2 separate regions of the Mus musculus genome follow, and region 1 is linked to region 2. A link is a contact called in ENCODE Hi-C data. All regions are on one chromosome and are shown on one strand. Each heading gives the region's core, a stretch centred on a gene start or an enhancer-like site at or near the end of the contact. The rest is flanking DNA. Distances are from core to core; before and after follow the strand shown.

Region 1 (4,045 bases), core at 1,086-3,585, about 60 Mb after region 2:
TTAAGTGTTGTTCTGTGGTTGTGCCGCCAACGGACTTCATCATGGTGTGACCACAGGGGGCTTGTCTGTGTGGGACGTCAGATGTGTATAACAGAGCCTCTACCAGGCTTTGCATCTGATTTCTTCTGATTTCCTGAACTCTTGTTGCCACCTCTGTTCACAGCTTCAGTTCCCCTTGCAAGAGTTCATCTTGGCCATGGGTTTCTTCCTGGTCCTGGTGATGGAGCAGATCACGCTGGCTTACAAGGAACAGACCAGTCCACCCCACCCGGAAGAGACAAGGGCTCTACTGGGCACAGTGAATGGTGGGCCTCAGCACTGGCACGATGGACCAGGGATCCCCCAGGCCGGCGGAACTCCAGCAGCTCCCTCAGCCCTGCGTGCTTGTGTCCTGGTCTTCTCCTTAGCCTTGCACTCAGTATTTGAGGGCCTGGCTGTAGGGTTGCAGCGAGACAGGGCTCGGGCAATGGAGCTGTGCCTAGCTCTGCTGCTTCACAAAGGCATTCTGGCAGTCAGCCTGTCCCTGCGGCTGCTACAGAGCCACCTACGTGTGCAGGTGGTGGCTGGCTGCGGGATCCTCTTCTCATGTATGACACCTCTGGGCATCGGGTTGGGTGCAGCTCTGGCAGAGTCAGCTGGGCCTCTGCACCAGCTGGCCCAATCTGTTCTAGAGGGCATGGCAGCTGGCACCTTCCTCTATATCACCTTCCTGGAAATTCTACCCCAGGAACTGGCCACTTCTGAGCAGAGGATCCTCAAGGTCATTCTGCTCCTAGCAGGCTTTGCCCTGCTCACTGGCCTTCTCTTTGTCCAAATCTAAGGTGCTTCAAGAGAAAGGGCAGGGGAGGTTGGCTATCAGGTGCCCCTGTCCTCCCTCCCTACCCTTCTCAATTGGTGGGAAATAGAAAGAAGTGGAGAAGGGAAGTAGTGAGGACCAAAGAGTTCTCTTAGATATAGGGATGGGACATTTGGACTATGAATAATGAGATGGAAGTGGGCAGAGAAGAGGCTAGCCCCAGACCCAAAGAATAAGAGATAGCGAAGTTACTACAGACGTGGTCAGGGACATTAGAAGGAGGCAGACTGCTACAGTCAGAGGCCAGGCAGTACATCTCAGAGACAAGCTGACAGAAGAACTGAGAGTTAGGCATCCAGCCTCTTTGCGATAAAGATACAGAGGCTGTAAGTCAAAGCCAGTATCCTGTTGGTTCTAGCCCATCTCACCACTCTGATGGCTGAAATGGTTCCTCCTCCTTTCTTCCCTCCTACTCTTATATTTCTCTCTTGTCTTCCACTAAGGGACTAGTGCCAAATGGTCTCTCTGCCAGTTTTCGTAATTTATCTGGCCTCTCCTGTCCTCACCTTTTTGGGTTGCTCTGTGTAGCCTTGGCTGTCCTGGAACTCACTCTTGTAAACCAGGCTGGGCTTGAGTTTACAGAGCTCCACCTGTCTCTGCCTCTGCCTCCTTAATGCTGGGACTAAAGGGGTGCCATGCCACCACTGCCTAGCTCACTAGTCTGTTGTTAAAGTGCCAAATACCCACCCACCCACCCTTTAGGTTTGTTTGCTTTTTTTTTTTTTTTTTTTTTTTTTTTTTTTTGACAGGGTTTCTCTGTATAACCCTGGTTGTCCTGGCCTCAAACTCAGAGCTCAGTCTGCCTCTGCCTCCTGAGCACTGGGATTAAAGGTGTGTAGCACATGTATTGCTCACCTGCCCCCTTTTTGAAAGCACAGTGCTGAGGTGCTGGGGCCTGCCTAGCACCTCAGTGGAGACCTATTTGCTCTTTTATTTAGGCCCCATAGTTTGGGGTGGGGAAGAAATATTTGCTGAACTGGTCTGGAGTGAGAGAAAAGTAGGTACTGACACCAGACACTACAGAAAGTGGACATGGTGGTCCATACCTAGAAAAAAACCAATAACCTGCCAAAACTTTATATCTGAGGAGTCCGGGGTGGAGGGAGACAGACTCCCTCCCCCAGGATTATTTTTGGGGAGGGAGGGCTGTGCATAGGTCTGTACTCTGTAGAATCTATTTTACTAACTGACCTGTTTTGGGATATGTTACCCAAATAAAAGATGTTTCTATACACTTCTATGGTATCTGATTCTGTGTGTGTGTGTGTGTGTGTGTGTGTGTGTGTGTGTGAGAGAGAGAGAGAGAGAAGAGATGGTCTGTGTGTGTGTGTGTGTGTGAGAGAGAGAGAGAGAGAGAGATGGTCTGTGTGTGTGTGTGTGTGTGTGTGTGTGTGTGTGTGTGTGTGAGAGAGAGAGAGAGAGATGGCCAGTCGTGTGTGTGTATGTGTGATGGCCAGTCGTGTGTGTGTGTGTGTGTGTGTGTGTGTGTGTGTGTGATGGCCAGTCGTAGAGGATATGAATCTCAGTTGCATACAGTTGATTTAAGATCCTTGTTTTCACTCACCCCACTTCTCACCTTTCCTGAGGATGACCAAATTTCTCTTTTTTCTCTTCCTTTCTGTCTCCACCCCTTCCCTTCCTCGTTTTTTCTTCAGCTTCCTTGGGGAATCCCTCTCCCTTTCCCGTTCGTAGGCTCGGGACTGTTGTAGAACTACCTTTCCCGGCTTGCTGTGCGCCGGGAGTAGGTGAGGGGTGGCGTGCGTGCCTGCCTCCCGGGGTCACACGACTGCTGGGAAGTGATGTCCGCTTCCTGCCCTCCCTGCGTGTCTGAGGGCGTAGAGGAAGCCCGTAAACAAACTACAAGTCCCAGAAGGCGGTGCGTCCGGAGTCTGGAGTAGGCTGGGGCCGAGCCGCCGGGCTCGCGGAGGCGGCGGCGGCTGCTGCTAAGGCTGAAGGAGCCGGGCCGGGCCCGCGGCAGAGGCCGTGGCTGGAACTGGGAAGGTGGCGGGGACGGACGCGGGGGTAAGATGGCGACGTCAGGGGCGAACGGGCCGGGTTCCGCCACAGCCTCAGCGTCCAATCCACGCAAGTTTAGTGAGAAGATTGCGCTGCAGAAGCAGCGTCAGGCCGAGGAGACGGCGGCCTTCGAGGAGGTGATGATGGACATCGGCTCCACACGGGTAAGGGGTCATGCCTGGGAGCCCGATCACTGAGGAGCGGGTCCCGGAGCGGAGAGGCGGGGCGGGGGCGGGAGCCGCAGGGCAGGAGGCGGAACACTGCTGGGACAGCGGGCGCCGCCGTCTGGGTGGCGTGGGGTGAGGGCCCAGGGTCAGTTAGATGAATTTTGCCGGGAAGAGGTGAACACACTGGAGAAGTCGTGGGAGTAGTAAAGACTGGGTTGGAGTTATTTACATATGAAACAGGGGTCGCAGGAGGAGATGGACCGCCGAAAGTCCATCGGCAGGGGAATGGCCCTTGTCTATCCCCAGCCGAGTCCTTTCAGGTACTCCACCGAAGCATCCTCAATCTTGGATTATGTGTTGGGAGCATAGTTTGTTTTATCCCTAATCTGACCCTTTCTGAATCTGTGATCACAGTGCCTGTGCTCTTATGGGACAACTAGGTTCCAAGGGGAAAGGGCCCCTCGAGTGGTTTGATCGGGCTGTGCTGGGTATATTGGGACAGGAAGTCCCCTCCTGTGTCCCTTCCCTTTGCTTCCTTTTTCAAATATTTCGTGTGGTTTCCTGACTTGAGTCAAGGTGAAGACCATTGCGCACAGTATGGGTCTTGGTGTATGGCTCTGGGCGACTGTGAGGAAAGGTAGAGCTTTGAATCGCCTAATTGGGCTAAAGAATCACCCTTTCCTTTGACTGGGGATGTGCTGAACTCTCTAGGCAGGTGGTGCTACCTGTGGCTCAGTGTCTGGAATGCTTTCTAGAGTCCTGTATGTGTGGGAAATACTCCTTCCTAGGAAGTTACACAAAGAAGCATCGGGCCTCAGACAAGTTGTTTTTGGAAGCACACCCCTGACCCCTGCCTTGGTTTCTTGCTTCCCAGGGCAGGTTGTGAGGGAATTAGGGTAAACACTCAAGAGTTTGCAGGTAAGCAGCCCCAACTTAGGGACACAATTATTTTTAAAACAGCAGGTGAGGGATATTGCAGTATCTTTCATAATAAAGAGCTTGAAGG
Region 2 (4,283 bases), core at 43-2,542:
AAGGCTTACCACAGTCATTTTCCCAAGCCTGTCTGCCTCTCCCACCACCCATGCAGAATCAATTCCACTCCACAGCATCTCCACCACCTTCCTCCTGGCTCTAGGAAGTGCTCTCCATCCCCTTTTCTTGCTCTGGACTATTACTTTTTCTATTCTTTAAGTTTTCTTTTTTTATTTGAAGAAACAGTTCATATCTTAATGCCAGATAAAATACGAGCATTATGGGGATTTTCAAATGGTACTGGGCTTTGAAACTTCTCTCCCACTCTTGCTATCGTAATTTGGCTGACTTACTTTACATATTGAGCATCTAAAGATATAATTTAAAGAAATATTTTAGTGTTTTTTTAATTTAATGGGATTTTTTCAAAGTTAAAATACACGTGACTCAAGGGATTTGCCACCACCTGGTGGCAGCATATGCAAATGTCAATGTACCTAGATGTAAAAAAGGGTGGAGTTGAACCCGCTACTCAGAAGTTATACAGTAGTATCAGGTGTATCTCAGAGACACATGTCGCTGTAGGAAAACAAATGCATTTAAAAAATACAAAATCTCTTTTGAAATGAAATCCAAGTACGGAAAGCTAAGTTTTCCATAACTGAAATTAGCACACCTTATTACACAAACTTCTGGCATGCAGGGTATATTTCCATGGTGTCTTAGAACCAGCATTGTGGCTGCACGTAAGACAGCCAGCAGGGCCTCTCACATTGTCGCTGTGCTTCAATGTGGTGTTATTTTACCCGCTAGTCATTGCTTCTTCCTCTTGCCATCAGAATAAGTACTAGATTCTCATTTAGTGCATTCGACCTGGGATTCCCAGAGCTGTACTCCATCTCCTCTGAATCCAAAGGCAGAGCAAAGCCAGCTTTCTTAAACCACTGTACACAGAGAACAGGAGACCAGTGCTCCTCCCGCAGCAAGGAACTGGGAGTGGAGGAAGGATGTGGGATCTTCCCTTTCCAGACCCTTGTACTCTGTCACATGTCAGTCATGGGTTGTACTGGTTTTGTCTATTGGAACCACACCACCCTCACTCTGGCCTGACGTGGCAATGCTCTGTTCAGGCAGAACACTGTTCTCACTGAACCAGGTTCCAGTAAGTGAGGCGTATGTTTACTGAAAGAGAAAGGAAACTAGAGCCAGGTCTTTCTTTGTAGTCTCTGGGATGGTCAGACACCCAGAGACCCTCCCCCAAACAAGGGGTGCTGTCCTTGGCCTCTCCTCTGGCTCAGTGACTCAGAAGGCATGGCTTTCTTGATCACAGTGATATCTTAGACTGACTCTTCTACCAGGACACAGGAAAAGCTTCGGGGTAGGGCAGGGGCATCCTGCCAGCTCTCGGGTCTGCAGAGAGCTGTGAGGAAAAGCAAGCAGAGCTCCAGTAGGTCTTGGCAGAGCAGAAGGCAGGCCCTTGAGCAACTGTCTGAAGAAGCCACCATGGCTTTGCACTTAGTGTGCATCAGTAGGATATATCCTTATGGGTTCACCCTCCACCCTCAGTGACTGCACAGCATTTAAGGACAAAAGTGATTAGCTATAGTGCAGCTTCCAATTGAAACCAAAACCAGGTTTCCATAAACACTCACACTAATATTCTTTAGCAGCCTTTCCTGGGCCAGCTATAGATGAAGGCAATTACAAAACTTGCTTGATTCGCAAAGATAGGATGGAAGGGGAATAACCAGAGAGCCAGAAAAGTGAAACAGCAAGAACCCACCTGGTGACCTTCATAGTAGAAGGCTTTTGCCATGCCTATGGTGTTCCTTGCCCACACCAGCATCTTGTAAAGTTCACTTTGAGCATTCCAAGTGTGCCACTGTTTATTCTTCCAACACTGTACAGCCAACATTAGGTACTCCACAACTTTGAACTACAGTTCAGACAACTCACTTGTAGCTTCAGCCTTGAGGCATGGATGCCACTGACTACTGATATGAACTTGTATAGCCAAGTATGGTCAGCCATGGCCTTCCAGTGGCTGTAACAGCCACTCCACAATTTCACAGCTCCTGAAACTTTAATCCCTACCATCCTGGATGTGGAGTGATGAAAAAGGTATCACTAGTAGAGTTAGGAATTCACAGCAACCAAAAGCAACTTAGAAACCAAGCGTGCAAACTGTCTCAGAGGTGCTCATGGCAACACCTTATCATGAGGCATTGCAGGAGGGCTCCGCAGCTGTGGCTCTGAGCACACATCCGCCCTAAACACTGCAGGTGCTCCTATGACTCGACACGTGAGTGAACGGTGCTCTCCACACCTGGGCTCAGGTTCTATACATTTATAGATTAAGTATTATAGTATTTTTCTTGTCTATACAAAGTGTTCTGCTCTTATGAAAACTGAATTGTTTAATTACAGAAAATAAAAGACTTTCAATAGTTTTCTAGCATGTTCCCCAGAGTGTTATCAAAATAGTCTGTTTGTTTTTACTGTGTTAAAAGTGTCTGATTTCTTTTTAATGCTATTTAAGTTATAGATACATTTTATTTTAAAAAATCAGTACATAAATTTGACTTGGGATTAAGACAGATTATTCTACAATTGCTGAAATGGTTTAAGATATACTTCTGGCTCTGTGTGCTATATATTTCTGAGAAGTGGCATTCTCAGAATTGACAATTATAAAATATTAGGGCTGGATATATGGTTCAGCAGTTAACAATACTTGTTGTTCTTCTAGAAAACCCAGGTTTAGTTCTCAACACCAATAGCATGAAGCTCAAAATCACCTTAACTCCAACTCCAGAGCATCCATGGCTCTCACTGGGCCATTTTCAATATTGCACACACATACACACACACACACACACACTCAATCTCTCTCTCTCATACACACACACACAGCACACATACACACTCAATCTCTCTCTCTCTCTCTCTCTCTCTCTCACACACACACACACTTACACACACAATAAGAAACAAATCTTTAAGTGTAAATAAATGATTAATCAACTGAAAAATTTTTAGATGTTCTTCGTCCTTCAGTGTCAAATAACTAGCCCCAATTTAATTCTTTATGTAGAATTAAGCAAGCACAGCCATCTCATTTAGTGTGCAGATTTGACTTTGCCCTTAGTAAATGGGAGAATTGTATATATGCTAAAGGATTACTTCAAGTAAGATGCATTTCTATGTAGTGTCTTATTGGCATATGTCCACCCTGTATCCCTATGTTATATACCGAGAGCTGTGTAAACATCTCTCATGTGAGAAAGGCTCACAAGGAGGAAAAGTGTCAGAAATCAGGCTAGAGATAAACAAAGCATAAAATACGCATGTAATAAAGTTTCCACAAAGAAGAAAGCTTTCAACGAGGACACAGACCAAACCACTCAAGAAAAGTCATGTCAAAGTCACAAAGGGAGCAAACAGGTACACAGATGCTAATGTGCCTTCCTGCTGTGGTTATTATATAACAGGGAACAGGGTGGCTGCTGCCTTAGCTTCCTGGCCATAACTACATATCTTGAAATCACTCTTGATATTCTCAGGTAAAGGAACACTGAACAGTAGTCATTATCTGACAAAGGACCTTGGTTTTTCCCCCTTCTTCTCTTTCCATCAATCATTAAACAAGTAAATGTCTTTTTATGTTATTGCTTTGACATTCATTAACACTCACGTCAGAGGAAATCTTCGCAATTAAAAATTCTATCGACCATCAAAAGCTGTTTGGCTTCAACTTGCTACAAGTCATTTTTTAAAGGGAAGCAATAGCACTGAGATAGGTCAGGAACTCACCCCAAAGTTCAGCATGAATTATCTCTTTTATGACTCAAATAGAAATCAGATTTTGACATATCTGCTTTAACTTTAAGGACAATCTGGACTGACTAGTCTAAGAGGAAGAAATGCCTCAGGAAGAAAGGGAAGGGGGGGAGGGAAAGGGAGGGAGAGGGAAAGAGAGGGAGAGAGAGGGATGGAGAGGGAGAGAGAGGGAGGGGGAGGGAGAGAGAGGGAGGGGGAGGGAGAGAGAGGGAGGGGGAGGGAGGGGAGAGGGAGGGAAGGAGAGAGAAAGGGAGGGGGAGGACAGAGAACAACAAGCCTACAATGTTAGACAAGAGTGATTCCTTTTGACAAAGCCCAAACTTTTAAGAGTTTCCACTAAGGATCTGTGAGCTCCCTAGTGTCTCAAATACTTGGAAAAGGCCCTACAATGAATCAATGAATTCCTTCTGGTTGGAAACAAGGAGAGAGTGTCCAATGGGAGAAAGTGGGAGCATTGTCTAGCACAGGGTAGCTTGCTCTTTTTCAAACCACTCCCGCTGTG

What was found. A loop is a pair of places that touch in the nucleus more often than their neighbours do.
Region 1: a loop to region 2 is called in a map of regulatory T cell, with 912 times the contacts of the local background. The contact joins the promoter of Crtc2 here to the enhancer-like site in region 2. A Hi-C loop is called at or near these places in 4 of 37 maps with a recorded cell type or tissue (T-helper 1 cell, T-helper 17 cell and regulatory T cell).

What each region holds. Positions count from the first base shown.
Region 1 is chr3:90,251,523-90,255,567 of GRCm38, forward strand. Crtc2 (CREB regulated transcription coactivator 2) reads left to right here and starts at 2,336. Exons shown (of 14, transcript NM_028881.3): 1 at 2,336-3,036. The coding sequence starts at 2,884. Slc39a1 (solute carrier family 39 (zinc transporter), member 1) reads left to right here. Exons shown (of 4, transcript NM_013901.2): 4 at 164-2,090. The coding sequence ends at 820.
Region 2 is chr3:30,160,124-30,164,406 of GRCm38, forward strand. All of the region lies in intron 2 of Mecom (MDS1 and EVI1 complex locus), which reads right to left. Among named protein-coding and RNA genes, the nearest start is that of Mecomos, 140 kb to the left of the region's middle. Within about 2 kb of position 1,293, at least 1 of the 3 ENCODE cell types and tissues checked has a DNase peak (open chromatin) inside an H3K27ac peak, as active enhancers do.